Regions from separate parts of the Homo sapiens genome. Here regions 2 and 3 are each linked to region 1. Evidence: chromatin loops called from intact Hi-C (ENCODE). Cell type or tissue: heart right ventricle. All regions are shown on one strand.

Region 1 (8,000 bases):
GAATTGGTAGAAGTAGATAGCATTTTCCATCAACAGATTGAGAGCTAAGGCATAGAGTTGTTAAATGACTTAGAGAAAATCAAACATGATAGGAATCCAGGCCTTTATGCCACGTCTTCTAATTCAAATTCTTACTTTACGGAAGAGCACTTGCCCCTTAGTGAGGAGAGGTAACTTCCACCTGTGTTGTTGCTGCCGGTCACGTGTGACTTACATTGTCTGAACCTCAATTTCTTTACCTGAAAAATGGGAATAATAATCCCTGACTACTCACAGGATTATTGTGAGGACAAAAGAGATTGTTCACTTGAAAGAATTTGTTCTAGTGTAATTTTTTTTTTTTTTTTTTTGAGATGGAATCTCGCTCTGTCACCCAGGCTGGAGTGTGGTGGCACGATCTTGGCTCACTGCAGCCTCCACTTCCTGGGTTCAAGTGATTCTCCTGCCTCAGCCTCCCGAGTAGCTGGGATTACAGGCACCCACCTCCACGCCTGGCTAATTTTTGTATTTTTAGTAGAGATGGGGTTTCACTGTGTTGGTCAGGCTGGTCTTGAACTCCTGACCTTGTGATCTGCCCACCGTGCCTGGCCCCTAGTGTAATTTTCTGTTCACCTTCTACTTGAAGTTTATACCTTTAGGCCTTCTGTTAAGAGGCAGCATTATTAGTAGTCCAACCGAGACTCTTAGAGGGACCTCCATGACCGAGTAACTAATTTTTTCTCTCTTTTCTTTTTTCTTTTTTTTTTTTTTTGAGACAGAGTCTTGCTTTGTTGCCCAGGCTCTCTGGGGTGTGGTGGCACTATCTCAGCTCACTGAAGCTTTGACTTCCTGGTCTCAAGGGATCCTCCCACTTCAGCCTCCCAAGTAGCTGGGACTACAGCTAATTTTTAAATTTTTTGTAGAGACGAGGCCTCCCTGTGTTTCCCAGACTGGTCTCAAACTCCTAGCCTTAAGCCATCTGCTGGCCTCGGCCTCCCCAACTATAGGGATTATAGGTGTGAGCCACCGCACCCGGCCCTGTGTAGCTGATTTCTAGCACAAAGTCCCACAGTTAAAATGTGTTTGTTTTTCTCAAACCCCACCTTATTTCATAAAAGATTTAAAGGTCATCATCCTAACTTCTGTCTGAACTTTACCCAGCCTTCTATCCCAGACTTTCCTTTCAGCCATTCTGCTCTTAGGTAGGAATTTGTTACTTGATATTTGATTTTCTTTCTGTTTGACTTTGTAAATTTCTGCCAGGTGCGCCATTTATATGATACTGGCGAAACAAAAGATATTCACCTGGAAATGGAGAGCCTGGTGAATTCCCGAACCACCCCCAAATTGACTCGCAATGGTGAGTTCTGGTGGTGGCTTTTTAAAATGCAGGCAGCCCCTTCAGAGAAGTCTATACTCATTCCCTGAGCCACAAGGTGCGGTCCGAGGCAGTGGCCGAAGTACTGTCTGAGACAGTGGCTCTCAACCCAGGGTGATTTTGCCCTCCAGGGGATACTTGGTAGTTGTCTGGGGACATTTTTGATGGTCATGATTGGGGGTGGGCAGGAGCCAGGGATGCTGCTGAACATCCCGCAGTGCACGAGACAGGCCTCCACCACACGGAATTACCTTGGCCTGAGGTGTTACGAGAGCACAGAGAGAAACCAGGTACAGACGCGGGGCAGAGGGGAGAGAGGGAGAGAGTGTGAGAGCTAAGGTTTCGGGAGAAGACTTTGTGGAAAAAGTCTTTGGCTGGGTCCTGCAACATAGCCAGGATTCAGTGACAGGTGAGGACCACTCCAGATTTTGTATGTATTGAAGGCCCTGAATACTTTTTTGAAAGAGAATGACATGAGTACACCTGGTCAGCCACACGTGAGAGGGGTTGGAGGAGGGAAGTACCAGAGGCAGGGAGACCAGGTAGAAAGACCTCGCCATAGTCAGGCTGAAGGTGGTGGAGGCCCAGATCTGGGCCTGATGCTGGGGATGAAGAAGGGAGGAGGCAGTGGAGGAGACCTCAGACTTTGGGCCAGGTGCAACTGGGTCCCAGGCCAAGCTTTGCTGCTGGTGAATTGTGCGGCCTCGAAGAGGTGATTGAATAGCTCTGAACTTCGATTTCCTTGTCTGTGAAGTGGGGGCAGCAGTGTCTACCTCACATTGTGATCATGAGTGCCGGGCCTGTGGTGGATGGTCATTGCCATTGTTGGTTATGTGAGAGAGAATGGTAAGGAGGTGAAGTCGATGGGCAGGGGCAATTGATCACCTTGTGGGGCAAGAGGTAGGTGTTTGTAGATGGTGCTACATCAGCGTAGGCAAGGCAGAGGGAGGGCTGAGAGGGTTGAGAGGTTTGAGTCATTTGGACATTGTGAATTTGACGTGCCATTGGGATGCCAGGGTGGATGTGAGGACCAGCAGGCAGTTGGAAACATTTGCATTTTTCTCCACTGGAGCGTCTTCTCTTTGAAAGCAGAGAGTGTATCTTTATTCACTGTTTTTATTTTAGAGCATGGAATATTGAAGTTGCCTGTTACATATTGGATGGTTGGATATACACATAGGAGACAGATCTGAGTAAAAGCTCATTTCTGAGCCAAGAGATGGCACCAGAAGGTGGTTTTATGTGTTATCGCAGAATACATTTTCATGGCGAAAAACCTAAATGAAACAGGATTTTCATGATACTTGGTTTTTAGCTTATGTTCACAAATTACTAAATGACTTAGTACAAACTTCAGTTGCCCTCGGTAAGGGAACAGACTTTCTTGGATATAAATAGTTCATAGATTCTTTTGAATGGCCGATATCAGAGCTCTTCTGATGTGATTAATAATAGGATTTTTAAAGAGGCTGTTCGGGTTTTAGAAGACGTTTCAATGAACTGTAAAAAGCATCCCAGCACATGTGTTTGCCTATTCAGTTTCTCAGGGTTGAGAATTCATAGTACAAGGTGCCAAGCTCTGTTCGGGGACTGTCTGGTCTGGGGCCCCAGGGTTGTCAGCGGAGCCCTGCAGGGCTTCTTCTCTTGGCAAGTTATACAGTGCCTTGGAAGTGCAAGGGCGAGGCCTGGGTGCTTTGGGTTGAACGTGCCACCCTATAGAATGGAGCCTTTTCTCCTCTCCTCTTCCCAGTGTTACTTTGGAGGGGGTAGGCTTCCTCAGCTAGGTGCCAGCGACTGTCCGGGAACTCAGAGCTGCTGTAAGCCAGGCTGGCCACACAGTAGGTGGCGCTCCTCCACCTCAGTGCCGTGGGGACAGCAGGTTGTGGCTGTCAGGCTGTGGTCCCTCAGGGTACTGGGGGGTGGACGTTGACCTTAGAGTCTGGATAAACTAGTAGTTTCTTTTCTTAGAATTCGCTGTCATGATACCATTTGCATAACCTTGTTCCTCACTGTTTTCTTTGCATGGAAACTAGTGTTGACTGTTTCGTCCCTACCCTCAGTAATTTTTCAAAGGGGACATGTGTCCTACAAAGAGGATTCTCTGTCAGCATTACCAGGTGACCACACCTCCAATAATACTGTGTTTTGTTGTTTTAGAGTCTGTAGCTCGTTCAAGCAAACTGCTGGGTTGGTGCCAGAGGCAGACAGATGGCTATGCAGGGGTAAACGTGACAGATCTCACCATGTCCTGGAAAAGTGGCTTGGCCCTTTGTGCAATTATCCATAGATACCGCCCTGACCTGATGTAAGTTGTGATCAAACTTTGTGTTTTTTTATACTCCTCAAGGATCTCAGACCACTCTGCTATCAAGTAACATTTTGTCCTTTTTCCTAGAATGAGGTACATAGTAAGATACTTTCTCTAGAAGGCAGTGATTTTGATTTCACTATATTTGAAACTCTGTATGTCATGTATTATATAGCTCAACCCAGGAATGATTTTTATTTTTGTTTTTTTCCAATTTTTTTTTTTGTGCTCCTATAGCTGAGTTTTAAAAATCACAACACTCATAAGTCAAAAACTGGTTTTGACACCCACCTGGGCCTGTTAGCTTCCCACAAAGGAAAACTGTTTATTGGCCCCGGTTGAACTCTTCATTTCGGCCAGCTGTCTCTCAAATTCTATGGGTCACAAGGGAAACCTGGCTAGAACATTTGGCCAGCTCAAGGCAAATGTGTCACTACTAACAAAGCAAAACATCATGAACAGTTGACCAATTTATGATGGTTCATTGGTATTTTCTCTGTGTTAAAGACTGCGTTTTTTACAGACATACTCTGTTGTCCTACCCACCTATCCCAGTGACATCTCCTTTGGCCATTCTCCACTCACCTGTCTACAGAATCAGAGTTCTAGGGTGACCCCAGGTCAGCTGCGGGGACCAGCACACCCAGGTTCCCCCATCGGCATTTGTTACCACGGAAGCCAAACCGAAGGATTCAGAAGCAGAGCATGTTGCATTATTTTGGTTTCCTGTCCTTTTCATCATTAGGTCCACTTAAGGGGCCAATTTCTGTTTGTTTTGTTTAATGATTGCTTAAGGAATCCTACAAGATATAGTTGCTATTTATATGATGGTTATAAACTGACAAGGCAAGAGCTGGTAAAAATAGCCTTGTGCAGTGTGGATTACAAATGGGGATTTCTGGTGTGCTTGGATGGAGGTAAGTGACCTCTGGTGCTCCTGTCACTTAGCTCACCCAGAAGTTGATAGCAAGTAAGTAAAAATAGGGCTTATTCACTCCTGCCAAAGAAAGGGGGTAGGGCAAGGAAGAGCAGCTTGGGAAAGATTGTGATCAGTGGCAGAGGATGGGCAGGTGAGTCAGCTCTGTTCCAAAGGGAACAGGCAGAAGTGGTTGAGGGAGCCTAGCAGGTGGGGGTGGAGGGGCGCCTGGAGAAGGTTAGGGGACCGTCTTCTAGGAAGGCAAAGCAGCACAGGGACAGCGCGGCACTGTTCAGCAGCAGTGAGGTCATAGTTTCAGAGGCTGAACCTATGGTGAGGAGGAGTTTGAGAAAATGGAAAATGCTGTGGGATCCTAGATTAACACAGAATTAAGGGCTGCTGGGTTAACCTGAAGTCATGTAAAGAAGAATGCGATCAGTCTTCTGAAAAGCAAGAGGCTTAAACCCAGTAGGAAATGGCCATTAATCTAAATAGGAAACTTAGCAATGGAAAAATTTTTTGAGGAGGATTTTGGAATTTCCCCTCCAGGAGAAGGCTAAGATTGATCAGAGCTGATTTAGTACCTTAACAGCTTGTCAGGTCTAAGGGCCATGGTGGGTGATAGTCCCAGGCCTGTAGGAGCAATCTGATCCAAATGGGAGATGTATCATGTTTTGACATTAGTTTAATGTGGATGGGCCATACACAAGGATCAAGATATATTAAAGATAGTTCCTATTATTTTTTATTTTTATTTTTAGAGACAGGTCCCGCCCTATTTCCCAGGATAGAGGGCAGTGGCACAGTCATAGCTCATTGCAACCTTGAACTTGCGGGCTCAAGTGATTCTCCTGCCTCAGCCTCCCAAGTAGCTAGGACTGTAGGCATATGCCGCCATGCCTAGCTAATTTTTAATTTGAATTAAATTTTTAATTTAAATTGAACTCCTGGGCTCAAGCAATTCTCCTGCCTCACCCTTCCAAAGTGTTGGGATCACAGGTGTGAACCACTGTGCCCAGCCAGTCCCTATTCTCGAGCTCACATTTTAGTAGTAAATTTGTGTTACTAGAAAAATGAGAGTCGTTTTTTGACTTTCTCCCTTTTTTTCTTTGGTGGGTAGACCTTTCATCACTTCCTGAGGTTGCTTTGCTTTTCCTCAGTAAAAAGAAAAAGAACAAGAGGTGAGATAAGACAGGTTTGCTCTCAAATGTCAGCGATGCACAGCACCCTGGATTTTAGCTGAAAACAGAGAAAGGACGATGACTCCAGGATACTGCGTTTCTGTTTAAGGACTGTCAACCTATCTTGATATGTTTTCCTTGTCCTGTTTCTCAGAGATTTTGATTCTTTGGATGAGCAAAATGTGGAGAAGAATAACCAACTGGCCTTTGACATTGCTGAGAAGGAATTGGGCATTTCTCCCATCATGACAGGCAAAGAAATGGCCTCCGTGGGGGAGCCTGATAAGCTGTCCATGGTGATGTACCTGACTCAGTTCTACGAGATGTTTAAGGACTCCCTCCCCTCTAGCGGTAAGGCCTGGAAGGAGCTGCTTTGCGGCCCCCTGCTGCTGTGCTGTGGCCCGGCTGTTCTTCCTTCCTTCCGACTGTCCCGCAGCAGTGCCACCAAACACAAAGTTACTCTGTGTTTTTACCAGTTAGCTGTCAGGGAAATCTCTGGAGCTTTGCTTCATTGTTTCTCCCTTCTCTAGTAGTGTGTTCTCAACCCCTCCTTTCTTTCTCACTGCATTTATAAAAATGCAGAAATCGTTCCTGTGCCGTCTTTTTCCGTGACCACCACCTTCTAGTGCTCGTGCTCTCAGAGCCAGCCTTTTTGAAGAAGTGGCTTGTGCTTGTGGCCTCTGCTTCTGCACGGCCCAAACTTTGTAACGGGTTATAATCCGGCTTCTCTTCATACCGCGCTACTGCAGCTGTTCCCCAGTGAGGAGGATTCCCACCTCCTACTCTTTTCTCAGTTCCCATCTCTCATGCACTTGCTTTTCTGCATTGTTGAGCACCGGAGAACGATGTCCCTTTTCGTGGAATTATCTTGTCTCCTCTGTGTCTGTGATCCTGAACCACTCTTGTTGCCCTTCTTTCTCCTGTCACTGTGCATTCTCTTGGCTTCTTTCTACTCCTACTTGTTAGCACTTCCCAAAAATCTTTGCTTGTCTCTCAGCTTGCTGTCTCAGGCTCTCATAGTGCTACAAAAAATATTCCTGTTGTCATTAATTGTCCCTTAGAGTAAGTGTAGGTTGAGGCTAGAGTGTTGGCTGTGGGGTCTGACCTGGATTTACAGTATCCCAGGCTTCCACTTGGCCTTAGGCAAGTTACTCAATTTTCCTGTGTCTCACTTTCCGTCAACCTATCTTGTAAAATGGGGTAACGGGTGTAAAATGGGGATAATATGTATAATTACATTGTGATGTGCCAAGAAGGATGTTTGGCCAGTGGAAGTACTTAATAAATGTTAGTGATTTACTATGAATTAATGACTATTTTAAAAATTGCTGTTGTTACTAATGAAACATTGAAATCCAAAAAGCTTGTGTTACCACCCTCCAGTGCTTTCCAGCCCATATATTCTTGTAAGGATCTGTGGCTTTTCCTGGTTAGCCATGACGTTCTTACAACAGAAAGCCACAGCTCTAACATCGACGTACCCATTCAGTGCCACCCCCATCTGTGTGCAGCTCAGAGTGTGGCATCTGCATACACTAAAACCAGGAACCCTGAGTTCATCGCCTCTCTGCTTTTCTCTCTCCCTCCCTCTCTCTCTGTCCTGAAATTTTTGTCACAAAAACGAGCCTTCAGCACTCTGCTGTAACTAACAATCACAGCCAGCTTCCAACTTTTGAAAAGCAAAAGTGCGGGTTTTGGTAACTGTAGTAGATTGGGAAGAAGAGTCATTTTTGTTTATGTGGATGAACAAAAGAAGGTTCAATGTCCATACCCAAGTATGCATTTCCTCCGTGGCGTTTCCTACTGAGACCACATGCTTGTCCTGGAGCTGGTGAACCTTTAGAGCCTTCTGAGGCTCTGCGAACCATCCACGAGGGAGAGTAGTTTTGGTCAGGATTTTGCGGCGCCCTCAAGGGCTGTGCTTGAACATCACTGGTTTCTATTCCCAGACACCTTGGACCTAAATGCCGAGGAGAAAGCAGTCCTGATAGCCAGCACCAGATCCCCTATCTCCTTCCTAAGCAAACTTGGCCAGACCATCTCTCGGAAGCGTTCTCCCAAGGTATGTGGAGGAGTCTCTTGATGGGCTGCAAAGCTAATGGCAAGGTATGTATGGCTAGAATAATGCAGTTTCCCTCCTCCCTTGGTACAGGATAAAAAGGAAAAGGACTTGGATGGTGCTGGGAAGAGGAGAAAGACCAGTCAATCAGAGGAGGTGAGATTCACTTGGGGAATTGC
Region 2 (8,000 bases), 120 kb before region 1:
AGCCGCATTCCAAGATTCTGCCAAAGCTTCCCTGATCACCCTTTTTTTCTTTTTCTTTTTTTTTAATTTTTGAGACAGAGTCTTGCTCTGTCATCCAGGCTGGAGTGCAATGGCGCGATCTCAGCTCACTGCAACCTCCGCCTCCCAGGCTCAGGCAATTCTCCTGCCTCAACCTCCTGAGTAGCTGGGATTACAGGCGTGTGCCACCATGCCCAGCTAATTTTTGTATTTTTAGTAGAGACAGGGTTTCGCCACGTTGGCCAGGCTGGTCTCGACCTCCTGACCTCAGGTGATCTGCCTGCCTTGGCCTCCCAAAGTGCCGGGATTACCGGCGTGAGACACTGCGCTCGATCTGATCACCCTTTTCATATGCAGGTCTTTCTTATTTCCAACCGACATAATAGATATTTCCACTTTCCCCACCATATCCAATGATTTGCCATGGATAACTGTAATCACTTCAGAACTTTTCATTGATGTGGCAGAATACACAATAATACAACCATTAATGTCTATGGAGTTTGTCTGGGGAATAATGGAATATTGATCTTGGGTGGGTCCTTTTTTTTTTGAGACAGGGTCTCCCTCTGTCACCCAAGCTGGAGTGCAGTAGTGTTGTGATCTCAGCTCACTGCAGCCTTGAACTCCCAACTCAAGCGATGCTCCCACCTCATCCTCCTGAGTAGCTGGAACTACAGGCATGCATCACCATGCCTAGCTAATTTTTGTATTTTTTTGTACAGACAGGGTTTCGCCATGTTCTCCAGGCTGGCCTCCAACTCCTGGGCTCAAGTGATCCACCCTCCTCGGCCTCCCAAAGTACTGGTATTATAGGCGTGAGCCACTGTGCCTGGCCAGGTGGGCCATTTTAAAAAGAAAGAATAGAAAATACCAGAGTGTATACGTGTAGTGAAGGGAAGATTTGTGTCCTGAGATTTGTGTTTCAGTTTTGTATACTGTGTGTGTGTGTGTATGTGTGTATGTGTGTGTGTGTGTAGATAGATAGATAGATAGATAGATAGATATTTTTTATTTTTATTTTTTTCTTGAGACAGAGTCTTTGTCACCCAGGCTGGAGTGCAGTGGTACAATCTTGACTCACTACAACCTCCGCCTCCCAGGTTCAAGTGATTCTCCTGCCTCAGCCTCCCAAGTAGCTGGGACCACAGGTGCCCACCACCATACCCTGCTAATTTTTGTATTTTTAGTAGACATGGGGTTACCATGTTGGCCAGGCTGGTCTCAAACTCCTGACCTCGGGTGATCCACCTGCCTTGGCCTCCCAAAGTGCTGGGATTACAGGTGTGAGCCACCATGTCCAGCCTGTATATGTATATTTTTGTTGTGTACACTGAATCGTGATGCAAAATATATTTCTTATTATGAATCATGGTCAAGAAACTTTTAAAGTCGTTACCTTGAGCAAATACCGACAGAAATTGGAGTTGAATCAAAATGAAATATTAAAAGGTCAAATTCTTCAAGAGCTAGCAAAAAAATAGAATTCAATATATTTTAGATCTATGGATAATTTTCAAGTTAAAAGAATCCATGGGGGAAAACTGTGTTCATTTAAATTTAAAATTTCTATCGGCTGGGCGCAGTGGCTCACGCTTGTAATCCCAGCAATTTGGGAGGCCGAGGCAGGCGGATCACGAGGTCAGGAGTTCAAGACCAGCCTGGCCAACATGGTGAAACCCCTTCTCTATTAAAAATACGGCCGGGCGCGGTGGCATGCCTGTAATCCCAGCACTGTGGGAGGCCGAGGCAGGTGGATCACGAGGTCAGGAGATCGAGACCATCCTGGCTAACATGGTGAAACCTCATCTCTACTAAAAATACAAAAAATGAGCCGGGCGTGGTGGCGGGCACCTGTAGTACCAGCTACTCGGGAGGCCGAGGCAGGAGAATGGCGTGAACCTGGGAGGCGGAGCTTGCAGTGAGCGGAGATCGAGCCACTGCACTCCAGCCTGGGTGACAGAGCAAGACTCCATCTCAAAAAAAAAAAAAAAATTAGCCGGGTGTGGTGGCGGGTACCTGTAATCCCAGCTACTCGGGAGGCAGAGGCAGGAGAATCACTTGAACCCGGGAGGCAGAGGTTGCAGTGAGCTGAGATCACACCACTGTACTCCAGCCCAGGTGACAGAGTGACACTCTGTCTCAAGAAAAAAAAATTCTATCAAATGAAAAAGGAACAGAGTGGGGGAAATATTTGCATTATATATTACAAATTAAAAGTTAACCTCTGTTAGGCCAGGCACGGTGGCTCATGCCTGTAATCCCAGCACTTTGGGAGGCGGAGGTGGGTGGATCACAAGGTCATGAGTTCAAGACCAGCCTGGCCAACATTGTGAAACCGCATCTCCACTAAAAAAATAAAAAAAATTAGCCAGGCATGGTATCAGGCACCTGTAATCCCAGCTACTCAGGAGGCTGAGGCAGGAGAATCACTTGAACCTGGGAAGTAGAGGTTGCAGTGAGCCGAGATTGCGCCATTGCACGCCAGCCTAGGCAAGAAGAGCGAGACTCCGTCTCAAAAAAAAAAAAAAAGTTAACCTCTGTTAAACCAATAATTCATTTCAAAAAAGGAGAATGGGCATGGGATTGTGGACAAGGGAGAGGCAGAGACTCAAGGACTGACTTGGGCCTTTGGAAGGCCAGGTTCTATACGGCTTTTTTCCTGAGTGTGGTGGTGCAAGAAAGTTAGTGGTAAATTAGTTACAATTTCTGTTCCCCCCACTACATACTGCTCTTTTGATGTTGAACCAAACCTTTAATAAAGCATTTTGAATACTGCAGAAAGAAAAGAAACTTTTTTTTTTTTTTGAGACAGAGTCTGGCTCTGTCACCCAGGCCGGAGTGCAGTGAAGCAATCTTGGTTCACTGCGAGCTCCGCCTCCCGGGTTCACGCCATTCTCCTGCCTCAGCCTCCCGAGTAGCTGGGTCTACAGGCGCCCACCACCACCCCCGGCTAAGTTTTTGTATTTTTAGTAGAGACGGGGTTTCACTGTGTTAGCCAGGATGGTCTTGATCTCCTGACCTCGTGATCCGCCTGCCTCGGCCTCTCAAAGTGCTGGGATTACAGGCGTGAGCCACCGCACCCGGCCTAGAAACATTTTAAAGAGTTTTAAAACATTACAATTCTGTGCATAACTGTCTACTATATGATTCCAATTATATAACACTCTGGAAAAGTTGAAACTACAGGGAAAGAAAATAGAAGAGTGATTGCCAAGGGCTGTTTGGAGGGAGAATGTGACTACAAAGGCACAGAGGGAGACTTTTCAGGATCATAGAACCATTCAGTGACCTGTCTATAGTTGTTAAAAGTCATAGAACTGCACACGAAAAAGAATAACTTTTTGATATGTGAATTATACCTGAATAAACCTGACTGGAGGACAAAAAACAACTCTCCAGGGATAAATTCACAGTTCATAAAAAGAAATTCATCTACATGAGGCAATGCAATGAACAAAACATTGATATGTGTTCACTGTTGATAGCAATCAAAAGTGCAAATTACAACACCATTATACTGTTATGCTTCTTGCTAATGGTTAATAATTTTTCAAAACCGCAACATAATGCTATTGAGGTTACAGTAAAATTCCATATTTATTGTGGGTTGCATTATAAATTGATAACATTTGTGGGGAATGCAACATGATAATATATGGGAAAAGCCATAAAATTACTACCACTATATAGGAAAAGCCATATAATTACCAGACCCAGGAATTTATCCCAATAAAGTTAGTTAACAAAGGTTTTTTAAATTTCAGATGCATAAAAAATACCCTCTGTTGTGTTGGTTATAATAGAAATAAGTAGAAATCACTGAAATGTCTAATATTATAGGGACAGTTTAAAATTTTGTTGGTACATTATACAATGGAATATCTTGCATTCACAACCAAAGCCTAAATCAAGAGGCATGTAGAAAGAAACATGGAAAATACTTTTGATAAAAGGAACAATAGCGAATAGAACATAGCAAGCACATCATGTTCATAACTGTAATAATCTGTGTGCCTGTGCCATAGCTGTGCTGAAGTGATGGATTAGAGATGAGTCTTAGGGTCGCGCGTGGTCGGAGGCCATGACAGGCAGATCACCTGAGGTCAGGAGTTCGAGATCAGCTGGCTAGCATGGTGAAACCCCGTCTCTACTAAAAATACAAAAATTAGCCGAGTGTGCTGGCAGTCACCTGTAATCCCAGCTACTTGGGAGGCAGAGGCAGGAGAATCACTTGAACCCACAAGGCAGAGGTTGCAGTGAGCCAAGATCACACCACTGCACTCCAGAGTGAGACTCCATCTCAAAAAAAAAAAAAAAAAAAAGATGAGTCTTAAATCTTAAATTTGTAAAATTCTCTTGCTGTTATTATACTGCCTTTTCAATAACAAAGCACCCTCAAATAAAACCTTCGAGATTGGAAGAAATGAATGTAGAAGAAAAGAGAAATCTCAGAAATTATGATATATTACAAAGTAGAATGTTTTTTATTAGCCCCAGAAACCAGAAGAATCCCAAGAGTCACAATTATGTTGAATAAATCCAAGCTGTGTGGGTTTTCTTTCCTCTTGCTGTCATTTAACTTTGGTGAAGTCCTTGCTTACGGCAGGTAGTTTGTGAATATCTACTGACTGCTGAATAAATGCCAAGGCCATCTTTTAGTTGTACTTTTCACAATCACAGGCCTGGGAAAACTTGAATTTATCTCTGAAAAAGCATCAGAAATCTTAGTACAAGCAACACTTTCTCTTTTTTTTTTTTGAGATGGAGTCTCACTCTGTCGCCCAGGCTGGAGTGCAGTAGCGCAATGTCGGCTCACTGCAAGCTTCTGGGTTCATGCCATTCTCCTGCCTCAGCCTCCCGAGTAGCTGGGGCTACAGGCACCCGCCACCACGCCTGGCTAATTTTTTGTATTTTTAGTAGAGATGGGGTTTCACCGTGTTAGCTAGGATGGTCTCGATCTCCTGACCTCGTGCTCCACCTGCCTCAGCCTCCCAAATTGCTGGGATTACAGGCATGAGCCACTGCACCTGGCCTAACACTTTCTCTTTAACTGCTTATTTTTAGGACTTTAATTTTTCCAGCATAGGGAACATATCTTTGGGGACTTTTTCCCCCATTAAGAGAATTGTAAGAATATTTTAAGTAGGTCACAACTCCTAGGGGAAAGAAGGGTATGTAATGAACAGAGCTCTGGGGAAGCTTTTTTAGAAATGTGCCTAATGTAGATGTTTAAGTGATGGAGCTTTTTCTTTTGAAGTGGGAAACAGGGAAGGGGAAGAAGGTAAGAGAAGGAACAAATCCAACAACTTGGAAAAGCTGTTCTCTTCCTTCCAGGCTCTGGTATTTTCAGATCGAATGGCCTAATATACAGTTCCTGGGTTCTCCTGAACCTTTGGTTTGCTACATAACCTCGAGATAAATATTTAGTGTCTTAGTGCCTCATTTTCATCATCCTTCACAGGAATGAAAATTCTTACTCTATTCCTTCTCCCAAGGCATGTTGGATGGGAGAATTCGATTGTATTATGCGCACCCTGTGCTCTTTTTCCTAAGGGCATCTGAATTTTCTGGTAGGACTTCCACAGACAGGAAACCAAGAAATGTGTGTGTGTGTGTGTGTGTGTGTGTCTAAGAGAGGGAGAGAGAGAGGTCGGGCATGATGGCTCATGACTATAATCCCAGAACTTTGGGAGGCTGAGGTGGGTGGACTCCTTGAGGCCAGGAGTTTGATACCAGCCTGGGCAACATGGTAAGACCCCGTTTCTACAAAAACTTTAAAAATTAGGTGTGGTGGCACACACCTATAGTTCCAGCTACTGGGGAGGCTGAGGTGAGAAGATTGCTTGAGCCCAGGAGTTCAAGGGTACAGTGAGCTGTTATTGTACCACTGCATGCCAGCCTGGGCAACATAGCAAGACCTTGTTTCTCTTTTTAAAAAAATAGAGGGGGAGGGAGATAGAGAGATTGTATTTGGATCAACTCAGAAGCAGTAATCTTTGGACTAAAAGTGCCAATTGCTTTAATTTACTATGCAGATAAAATAATTTTCATTCTTAGGGACAGGCATTTCTGTTTACTAAGCACATACCCTAGGCCATGTGCTTTCCTATGCGTCACCTCCATCCACCCTCAACAGCTCTGTGGCTTCGGCATTGCTACACCCATTGTGCATTTTTATGTGGGAAGTGGGGATTTGAAGTCATTTTTCTCTCCCAAGAAAACCCATGCTCTTGTCATGACCCCACATCAGACAGACTTGGGTTCAGATTCTGACTGTGACACTCATTAGCTGTGCCACCTTGGGCACATCTTTTAACTTCTCTGAAGCTCAGCTACCTGTACTAAAACAGGAGTAATGACAGAAAAATGAGGTTATTAAGAGAATTAGAGAGTACACCTCTAGGGCTTTCTGATTGTAAACAACAGCAATATGCTCTAGGGCTAACTTTGGAGAAGGATGGAAGACATTTATTAGAAGGATATGAATTAGCTCATATAACTGAATGCAAAGCAAACAGCCAGGTCTTGGAAAGGATGAGAGCCAGGCCAGCTGAAGAGATCTCAAGAATAGGGAGGTAACTGCCTTCTTTCTTCAGGGGATTCTTGACTGCATGAAGCAGCTCCGGTTGTTTTCAGTTCTGCGGCTCCCTGCTTGACACTCAACTTCCAGGAAGAGAGGTCAGACTAGATGAGGCTGGACCATGTGCTGCCTTCCTCATGGATGGAGAGCAAGGTGCCTCCATCCCCATGCCCACCAGACCTGCATGCAGTGGGGGAAAGGTAGTTTCCACAATAGAAGCTAAGATGTAGGCACTGTTACCAAGCAAGGGGGTCTGAATGCTGGGCAGGCTAAAGCCACAGTTACCACCGTGGAGCTGATGCAGTCAGACATCCCAGCCCAGGACCTGGTACAAGGGAGTGGCTCCATAAATGCTTGGTTTTGCTGGTAGTGTTTTCACCTGACCTCCTGCAAGGCAGCAATTCCAGACCAGTAAATCACCATGTAACAGTACATCTAGAAATCCTAGCTCAGCATTCTTCGTAGGCGTGTCATGTTGTGATACACACAGAAGATGGTATTTGAGCAGCAAATATCTGAGGTAAACTGACAAGGTGCTCCTGCAGGAGGAGACTGGCTGGGAGGCTCTGGCCGCCCCGGCCCTATCTGGCAGCCCTGGGAGCTGAGGGAATCAATATGGCACTTATGGGCAATGCACCCGTGAAGAAGCCCAATTAGATGATGGAACTTCAGGCCCCCCGCCCACCACTATCGCCTTGGTCTCAGCACTGTCTGGCCCTCCCTTACCCCTCCAAAAGTTTGAAAGAGGGTCCCTCCCCATGAGGGCCGAGGCCTGAGGCCCAGTAGAGTCAACAGTGGTACCTCTGCCTTTCCCCACTGATGACTGCCAGCTGCCAGCTGTCCACTCGCTCCTCAGGGCCTTCATTGTCAGGAAGTGAAGCTTTTCAGGAAACAAAAAGTAACTTCTCTTCTTATTTATTAATTTTTTTTGAGTCAGAGCCTTGCTTTGTCGCCCAGGATTGAGTGCAGTGGCACAATCTCTGCTCACTGCAAACTTCGTCTCCCAAGTTCAAGTGATTCTTCTGCCTCAGCCTCCTGAGAAGCTGGGATTATAGGCTCCCGCCACCATACCTGGCTAATTTTTCTATTTTTAGTAGAGACGGGGTTTCACCCTGTTGCCCAGGCTGGTCTTGAACTCCTGACCTCAGGTGATCTGCCCACCTTGGCCTTTCAAAGTGCTAGGATTACAGGTGTGAGCCACCAGACCCTGCTCTAAGTTCTTTTTTAAAAAATTTTTTATTATTTATTTATTTTATTATTATTATTATTTTTTGAGACAGAGTCTCGCTCCGTCGCCCAGGCTGGAGTGCAGTGGTGCGATCTCGGCTCACTGCAAGCTCCACCTCCCAGGTTCACGCCATTCTCCTGCCTCAGCCTCCCAAGTAGCTGGGACTAGAGG
Region 3 (8,000 bases), 180 kb before region 1:
TGTCAATCACTGGACTCGTTCAGGCTGATGTAAGGCAAGAAAGAAGAAAGAATCTCAGCCCAGCGCGGTGGCTCATGCCTGTAATTCCAGCACTTTAGGGGGCCGAGGTGGGCAGATCACTTGAGGCCAGGAGTTCAAGACTAGCTTGGCCAACATGGTGAAAAACCATCTATACTAAAAGTACAAAAGTTAGGCAGGCATGGTGGTGTCCACCTGTAGTCCCAGCTGTTCAGGAGGCTGAGGCATGAGAATGTCTTGAATCTGGGAGGCCTCCGCAGTTGCAGTGAGCCAAGATTGGGCCACTGCACTCCACCCTGGGCAACAGACCAAGACTCTGCCTCAATTTAAAAAAAAGAAGAAGAAAGAATCTCATAGCACTCCGAAGTTCTGTAATATTACTTTCTGACCTAGAATCCAATTCTTTTTTTTTTTTTTTTTTTGAGACAGGGTCTCGCTTTGTCGCCTAGGCTGGAGTGCAGTGGTGCGATCTCGGCTCACTCACAGCCTCTGCCTCCCGGGCTCAAGTGATTCTCCTGCCTCAGCCACCCGAGTAGCTGGGATTACAGTTGCATGCCACCATGCCCAGCTCATTTTTGTATTCTTAGTAGAGACAGGATTTCTCCATGTTCTCCAGGCTGGTCTCAAACTCCTGACCTCAAGCCATCCACCTGCCTCAGCCTCCCAAAGTGCTGGGACTACAGGTGTGAGCCACCGTGCCCAGCCCTGGAATCCAATTATTGACTCTTCCATGCAAAAATCAAAAATGCCCACATCTGGCTGGGCACAGTGACTCATGCCTGTAATCCTAGCACTTTGGGAGGCCAAGGCAGGAGGATCACTTGAGCCTAGGACTTTGAGACCAGCCTGGGCAGCATAGCAAGACCCCATCTCTATTGAAAAATGTTTTCTAATTAGCTGGTCATGGTGGCACGTGCCTATAGTCCCAGCTACTTGAGAGGCTAAGGCAGGAGGATCGCTTGAGCCCAGGAGTTCAAGGCTGCAGTAAACTATGATGCGCCACTGCACTCAATCCTTCAAGCCTGGGTGACAGAGCAAGACCCTTTCTCAAAAAATAAAAATGAAAAGCCTACATCTGACGTCAACCTAGCCTGTCTTGCCTTCTCCACACTGGTTCCACATTTCAGGCCAATAAACAGCATCCACAGCTGTCCCTTCGAACATCCCAACCAGCCAGAGCCCCTCAGTACAGGGACATCTGTGGCAAAGCTCTGCATGCAATAGGTTCAGACCAAGTGTGGACCTTTGGCCAGAAGCGAGCCAAGGAGATAAGTATAGGTAGGGTGGAGATGATGTTTTTCCAGGATGGTCAAGGCACACCTCCCTTGCTCCAGAGGCTCATCAGTGGGATGGCATTTTTATGGCTCTTTTTTAAAGCCTGGACTAGGAGTTCAGGGCAGAACTCAATGCTTCCTATAGTGTTCCTCTCCTTGTAGACACAGCAGAACTCTGCTTCTGTATCTAAGAAGTGACCATCATAATCATCCTGTATAGTACTTTACAACAATAATAGTGATGGCTCAATTTATATGGTATGATATTAACTATGCACTAGGTGCTTTTCTGAGTGCTTTATTTATTTGTTTATTTATTTATTTATTTATTTAAGACAGGGTCTCTCTGTGTTGCTCAGGCTGGAGTGCACTGGTGCCATCACAGCTCACTGCAGCCTCAACCTCCCGGGCTCAAGCAATCCTTGTAACTCAGCCTCTAAGTAGCTGGGACTACAGGCACATGCCACCACGCCTGGATAATTTTTAAATTTTTTGTAGAGATGGGGTCTCACTATGTTGACCAGCTTGTCTTGAACTCCTGGGCTCAAGCAATCTTGCTGCCTCAGCCTCCCAAAGTGCTGGGATTACAGGTGTGAGCCACCACGCCTGGCCTGAGTGCTTTACATTTAACTCATTTGAATCCTCATAACCATATGATGAAAGTCCTAGTCTCATTCTTATTTTGTAAAGGAAGAAACTGAGTTATAGGGAGGTTAAATAACTTGTCCAAGGTCACCCAACAAGTGCATAGTGGAGCTGGGGGAGGTGTGCGGACTTAATCCGGACCACTGGGCTCCAGTCTTTCTTCTTAACTAGTATAATACTGGATCTACAAGGTACTTTTGCTTGTCTTATTTGACCTTGACAGCAAACCTGTGAACAAGGTCATACAGGTATATTATTATTATTATCCCTATTGATAGATGGGAAATGAAAGCTTGGAAACTCTGCCGAAGTTTAAAATCCATGGTTTCAGTGGCAAAGCTGGGAAGGAGGTTTCTCACCAGATCCCATGCCCAGGGGCCATGCTTCAAAGGGCCTCCATAGCTCCTCTTCATCTGCCTTGAAGGTGACTCCAGGAGCCCCTCCATTTCTTACCTACCCCAGGAGTCAGAAGATGCACTCAGGGAAGGCTGAACAAATCTTCACGATGCCAGATCAATTCATTCCCTCTCCAAGCCTGAAAAACGAAACCAGTAATGGGTGTGCACTGGGGATAATTCAGCCCTGGCTCTATTGTGGAAGGGTATAAAGATGCTCTCTCCTCCCAGAGTCTTTCCTGATCCTACCTGATTCAGGCAAATCACTCTTTCCCAATTGTGCTTTGCTTTCTTGATGCCTCACCTGTGGGTCCTTCCAAGTTTCCACAGTTCCTTATAGTTATTTGTGTCATTCCCCTACTGTACTGTGTTCTCCTGTGGGCAGGGACAGGGTCCCACTCATTCTGGGATCCTGGTGCCATCTAGCTTGGTGTGAAATAATAGCATGTAATGCTGCAGAGGGACCCCACCTCCCTTGTGCTCTTCAGTGTCATATGGCCTTGACTTTCAGGCACCCTTGCTGGTAAGCACTGTGTGAAAAGGTTGGAAGCTGAGAAGGTCCGTGCCCTGGCCCAGGCCTGCAAAAAGACAGACACTGGCAGGTGTTTCCAGATATTGATCTGCCCAGCCTGACTTCTTGTCTATGAGCAATTTGCAACTAGAGTTCTTTTCCTTATTTCCTAGAAATAATCTAATAAACTCAGTCACTCTGAGCCACAGAATTTTAGAGTTGGAAGGAGCTTTATACTACAGTCAAGGAGAAACTGAGGCCCCACTCGGCATCTGTTTCCGGAGTAGAGTAAGAAGGACACCAGATGCAACACTTAAAAGTCGGTGAAGTGAGGAAAACAGGTGTCTGTGTATATTTTTAATCAATGACATTTCAGTTCACTTCAAAAGTTAAGGGCTACTCAGCCAAGCTCCAGTCTACTTGGTTTTGTAAAGACCTTTCTCTGCAAGTTAGGATGTTCAGGAAAAATGACCCTTCCAGCTAGGTGTGGTGGCTCATCCCTATAATCCCAGCACTTTGGGAGGCTGAGGTGGGTGGATCACCTGAGGTCAGGAGTTCGAGAAAAGCCTGGCCAACCTGGTGAAACCCTGTCTCTACTAAAAATATAAAAGTTAGCTGGGCATGTTGGTGGGTGCCTACAATCCCAGCTACTCGGAAGACTGAGGCAGGAGAATCACTTGAACCCAGGAGGCGGAGGTTGCAGTGAGCTGAGATTGCACCATTGCACTCCAGCCTGCGCAGCAGAGCAAGACTCTGTTTCAGAAAAAAAAAAGAAAGAAAGAAAGAAAGAAAAAAGAATGACCCTTCCTGGGATTCACAGGGCACAACTCTTGGAGGTGTTAATCATATCGCACATCGTGTGGGTGGGGGTGGCGCCCCCTGGAGGTGTGCAGTTTTACAGTGTGCCAGGCCGGATGTGGCAGCCTACCTTGTTCCTGCGCCACACTAACATGGGTTTTGATGGCGAAGTCCAGACACATTCAGTTTTCTGCGGACACTCCCAGTTTGTGGCAACAGCAAAGATTCTGCCCATCCCCCCAGCCCCAGTCTCTTATCGTCCCTCACTGAGGATGGGCTGCTCAACAGACAGGCTGCCTCTAAGCAGGTACAGACCTGCCTGCGCGGAGTTCTCCGGGAAGAAGAGGATCCCGAATGGTAAGGCATGCAGTCACCATCCCTTCTATTTTGAGTCCTGCTGGGAAACTTGTTTGTTCTTTGTGCATCTGGTTCTGAAATGTAGCGGGACAGTGGAAATATATTACAGGTAGACTCCACACACCCTTCCCCTAATCGCTCATGACAGAGGTGATTACCTGGGCAGCATGAATGAGTAGGTGAGTTCATAGTTCTCCTCTCTGACAGCCAGAGTCTAAGGGATCAGAAAAACAGAGATGGAAAAACAGGAATGACATGTTACCATAGCAAACAAGGAAACTCATGTGTACACAGCCTATGATTGAAACCACCATGTTATTATAGCCTATGAAATAAACAGAGATGAAAAGGCATCTCTCTTCTTCCCTTCCCAGGGCCATCTTGAAGGGACTCCTTCCCCTCTGACTTCCTGTCACAGGCATTTGTCATTATGATTTTCGCCAGCTGCTCCTGGTTTTCAGAAACTCCATTTTCCATACCTGAGAAAACCTTCTGTGGGATTAGAGGAAACTATGGATCCAAGGTTTTACAAACGGGAATCTGGTTGTTCAGTATCCACTGTCTTTTGTCTTTTGTTTTTGCTTAAATGATACATACCTAAAGTAAAAATAATTCAAAGACACAAAAGTACAAAGAGAATGAGAATCATCTGAAATCCTACCACTCCTAATAAGAACTTTTAGCACTGTGCTGCATATCCCTCCACAAGCACACACAATGAGCATGCGTAGCTACACAGAGTTATGCCACTCTGCACCCTGACTTACCCATGGTGCGTCAGGGGAGTCCTTTCTATTCTTCAATTGGATATTGGAATTACTACCTAAAACAAGAAATCAAACAATCCCGCTGTTACTAATAATGACTTAGCTGTTTACAGTTCTCTGTAGCTAAAAAGCAAGTATACGTCCTTGATCCCATATAGTCCTGAAGCTGCAAGGAGAACTCTGGGGTGCCCAGCTCCCTCCTTTGTATGCTTCATTCTCCTCATCCTTCACATTTGTGTGGTACTTTACAACTTAAAAAGCACTTTCACATTATTTGATTTGATTATCATGAAGTGAGATGATCAAGCATAAGATACGTAAAAATGATTGCAGTGACAATGATAATAGTCATAACGATATTTATCGAGAAATTAGTGTGTGCCAGGCTCCATGCTAGGTCCATTACATGCATTGATGCATTGCTTCATTTAATGCTCATTATCCCCATGTTAAACATCATAGAACTATGGCTTAGAGAGGCTGAGTAGTTTGATCACATTTCCACAGCTAATCCAGGTGGAATTCTAATCCAGGTATCTCTGACTTGAAAATTCCTTGTTATTAACCACTGCATCATACTGCCTCTTATAACGACTGATCTTTGTGCAGTACTTTATAAAAAAACCTCTAGATTATATTATTGTCTCAATTTTATAGCTGAAGAAACTAAGGCCGGAGAGGTTACATGTTTGCCTGAGTCTCAGAGCTGGGATCCTAACCAGTTTGATTCCACCTCTGCTGCTGTTTCCACTGCACTGTACCAGACTCTCTCCTCAAAGAGAAGGTGCTGGGTGTCAAAACTCTTCTCTCAAGTCTCCAGAAAGGGGAGTCCTTATTAAGATCTTTCAAAAATCCTTCCTGCTGCAATGAAATCTGTGTGCCTTTTTCTATGGGAACAAAGGTCAGCCTCTTGCGTGGAGACTGAGTTCTCATGCACTAGTTGGGAAGAAGGAGATAAAGTTCTCGGAGCTCCAGTCTGATCTAGGTGGTTTCTTCTTCACAATGTTCTTGTGTGTTTGGCATAGGGCAGAGTTGGTCTGTCTTACTCTTTTTTTATTTTTTTCAGAGAGGAAGGAGGGAGACTGTTTATTCTTGAGGATATGAAACTAGAGATGATACAAAATAGAAGGAGATGCAGGGAAACCATTTAAACCCAGGGTGAGTGGAAGGCACATACAAGGAATTCCACGGCATCTTTTTTGACTTATAGGCAAAGTGTCAGTTTATGGAGGTATCTAGGCCATTAATATTTTCCCCTTTAGAGATAACAAGTGTTATTTATAAAGCACTCTTTTCTAGAATGAACTCAAAGCACTGAATGGGTGCTGCCTAATTACTCCACCCAACAAACAATCAGGCAGCCAGGAAAAGAGAGAGAGAATTATGCCCATTTTACAGTTTGGGAGACTGAGCCATGAAAAGAGTGAGGCCTTGCTCAAAACTAGCTCATGGAGAGCTGAAAATAGAAGGCAAGCCTCCTAATAGCACCCTCGCATCTCACTGTGTACAGCTTTCCTGCTTTCAGATGTCCTCCTGAGAAAGGAGAGCCTGCTTGCTGGCCAGAGAAAAGCAGCCGACATTCTCTGGTGACTACAGCTCCCAGCAGACACCGAGAGGAGACAGGGCTGTGCCCCTAGTACCCATTCCAGATTCCCAAATATGGAGAAGCACTGGGTTTTGGAAGAGGAATGGAATGTTTACCCTTGAGAGACAGAGAGAGAGAGGATGAGGTAAGTTTGGAATATTTAACTCTGTCACCTAAATGCCTGCCTGGTCTTTGAAATACAGCAGCCAAAGTCATGATCTTTTAATACATCTTTCTAGAAGATCTCACTTTTTAAATCCAGCAGTTACTTCAGCAGAACACTGCTTTCTCCTAGGATTAGGTGTGTGATGATGGGACAGTTGTAGTTCCAGGAGGCCAGATACCCTTTTTCTGACGCTGAGCAGCTCAGAAAGTGATGGTGGGAAGGAAACCCAGGTGAAGATCTGCTCTGCTGCAAAAGGAGCAGACGTCCCCGAGGCTGTGCTGCTGGCAGGCTTGCCGAACCAAAGGACCAGCGGCCTGGGAGGACAAGGGTTACTCTTTGTCTGCCTGGGAGGCTGCTGAGCCCGCCTGGTGGGAAAGGCGTGAAAGAACTGTTCCCACTAGCTTGGTCTCCATTCTGTCAACAAATGTTGACAGAAGCACCTTTGCTGGAGGCACTAGGCTGGATGCTGAGGGGGATGTCTGACACAGAGCAGATCTCTGCCCTCAGGAGGCTTCCCCTCGGGGGAGGATGGAAAAGGAAAGATGGAGCAAGGAAGAAAGAGACAGACAACATAGGGCAGCGTGTGCTTACACCTTTCATTCAGTGTTTATTTACCCGTCGCCCACCATGTGCCAGGCGGGCACTGTTCTAAGCCACTTGGAATGCAATTGTGACTCTGCCAAAAGAAAAGGCTTCTGCCCTTACAGATCTCACTTCCTGGCAGCCCCTGATATCTGGGGGAAGAGTTCTTCAAGCAGAAGTCACAGCAGCAAGTGCGGGGCCTTGAGAGGGGTGTGAGGGTGGTGAGCATGCGAGCAGAAGGCCAATGTGGTGGGAGGAGAGTGGACAAGGGCAGGAGCAGGAGGTGGGAGAGCCAGGCTGGGGTCAAAGCACACAGGGCCTCATAAGGATCAGGAGGAGGGATTTCTTTCTAACTGTAGTGGAAACCAGTGAACTGTCCCCAATGAGGGGAGCAGACTCTAAAAGAGTCTGGAGAATGGTGCAAGGGTGTTGCTGAGCAGGGATGGACAGGAGGATGGATTCCGATCTAGAGAGAAGGTGCTGCCATCAAGAAGACCTTCAGAAGCTGGGTGTGGAGCCAGGCCAGCACATGGCCTGTCCAGACCATCCATCTGTCCAGAGACATGGTCACATGGGAAGCAGTGGATGGCGAGGCTGGAGAGGGGGGATCAGGAAGGTGTTTGTTTGTTTGTTTGTTTGTTTGTTTGTTTTTTGAGACAAGGTCTCACTCTATTACCCAGGCTGGAGTGCAGTGGCACCACCTAGGCTCACTACAACCTCCACCTCCCAGGTTCAAGCGATTCTTGTGCCTCAGCCTCTGAAGCAGTTTCACCATGGTGGCCAGGCTGGTCTCAAACTCCTGGGCTCAAGTGATCCACCTGCCTTGGCCTCCCTAAGTTCTGGGGATACAGGTGTAAGCCACTGCACCCAGCCTAAGTAGGAAGATTTTTGAGTCAGAAGGC

What was found. Hi-C counts contacts between places; a loop is a spot of excess contacts. Peaks named below come from ENCODE experiments on the same cell type or tissue, not always from the same donor. Only the 100,000 strongest peaks of a DNase experiment are listed, where the experiment ranks them.
Region 2: it touches region 1 in a loop (3-fold over the local background); 20 of 110 quality-filtered maps call a loop at or near these places.
Region 3: a loop joins it to region 1, with 4 times the contacts of the local background. A loop is called at or near these places in 59 of 110 quality-filtered maps.

What each region holds. Positions count from the first base shown.
Region 1 is chr22:17,887,147-17,895,146 of GRCh38, reverse strand. It overlaps MICAL3 (microtubule associated monooxygenase, calponin and LIM domain containing 3), which reads left to right. Exons shown (of 32, transcript NM_015241.3): 11 at 1,243-1,339; 12 at 3,515-3,662; 13 at 5,917-6,113; 14 at 7,712-7,824; 15 at 7,915-7,977. Among named protein-coding and RNA genes, the nearest start is that of MIR648, 90 kb to the left of the region's middle. In heart right ventricle, CTCF peaks have their summits at 3,202 (motif pointing right) and 6,116; a DNase peak (open chromatin) is centred at 3,186; H3K27ac peaks cover 4,704 bases.
Region 2 is chr22:18,011,766-18,019,765 of GRCh38, reverse strand. All of the region lies in intron 1 of MICAL3 (microtubule associated monooxygenase, calponin and LIM domain containing 3), which reads left to right. It also overlaps the pseudogene RHEBP3. Among named protein-coding and RNA genes, the nearest start is that of MICAL3, 8.8 kb to the left of the region's middle. In heart right ventricle, no CTCF peak of the experiment used is centred here; no DNase peak of the experiment used is centred here.
Region 3 is chr22:18,066,979-18,074,978 of GRCh38, reverse strand. It overlaps LOC105372853 (a long non-coding RNA gene), which reads right to left. Exons shown (of 6, transcript XR_001755424.2): 2 at 4,766-4,821; 3 at 4,157-4,212; 4 at 3,957-4,072; 5 at 2,391-2,472. Among named protein-coding and RNA genes, the nearest start is that of PEX26, 7.0 kb to the left of the region's middle. RefSeq lists an enhancer at 3,673-4,872. In heart right ventricle, a CTCF peak has its summit at 3,711 (motif pointing left); a DNase peak (open chromatin) is centred at 6,358; H3K27ac peaks cover 2,382 bases.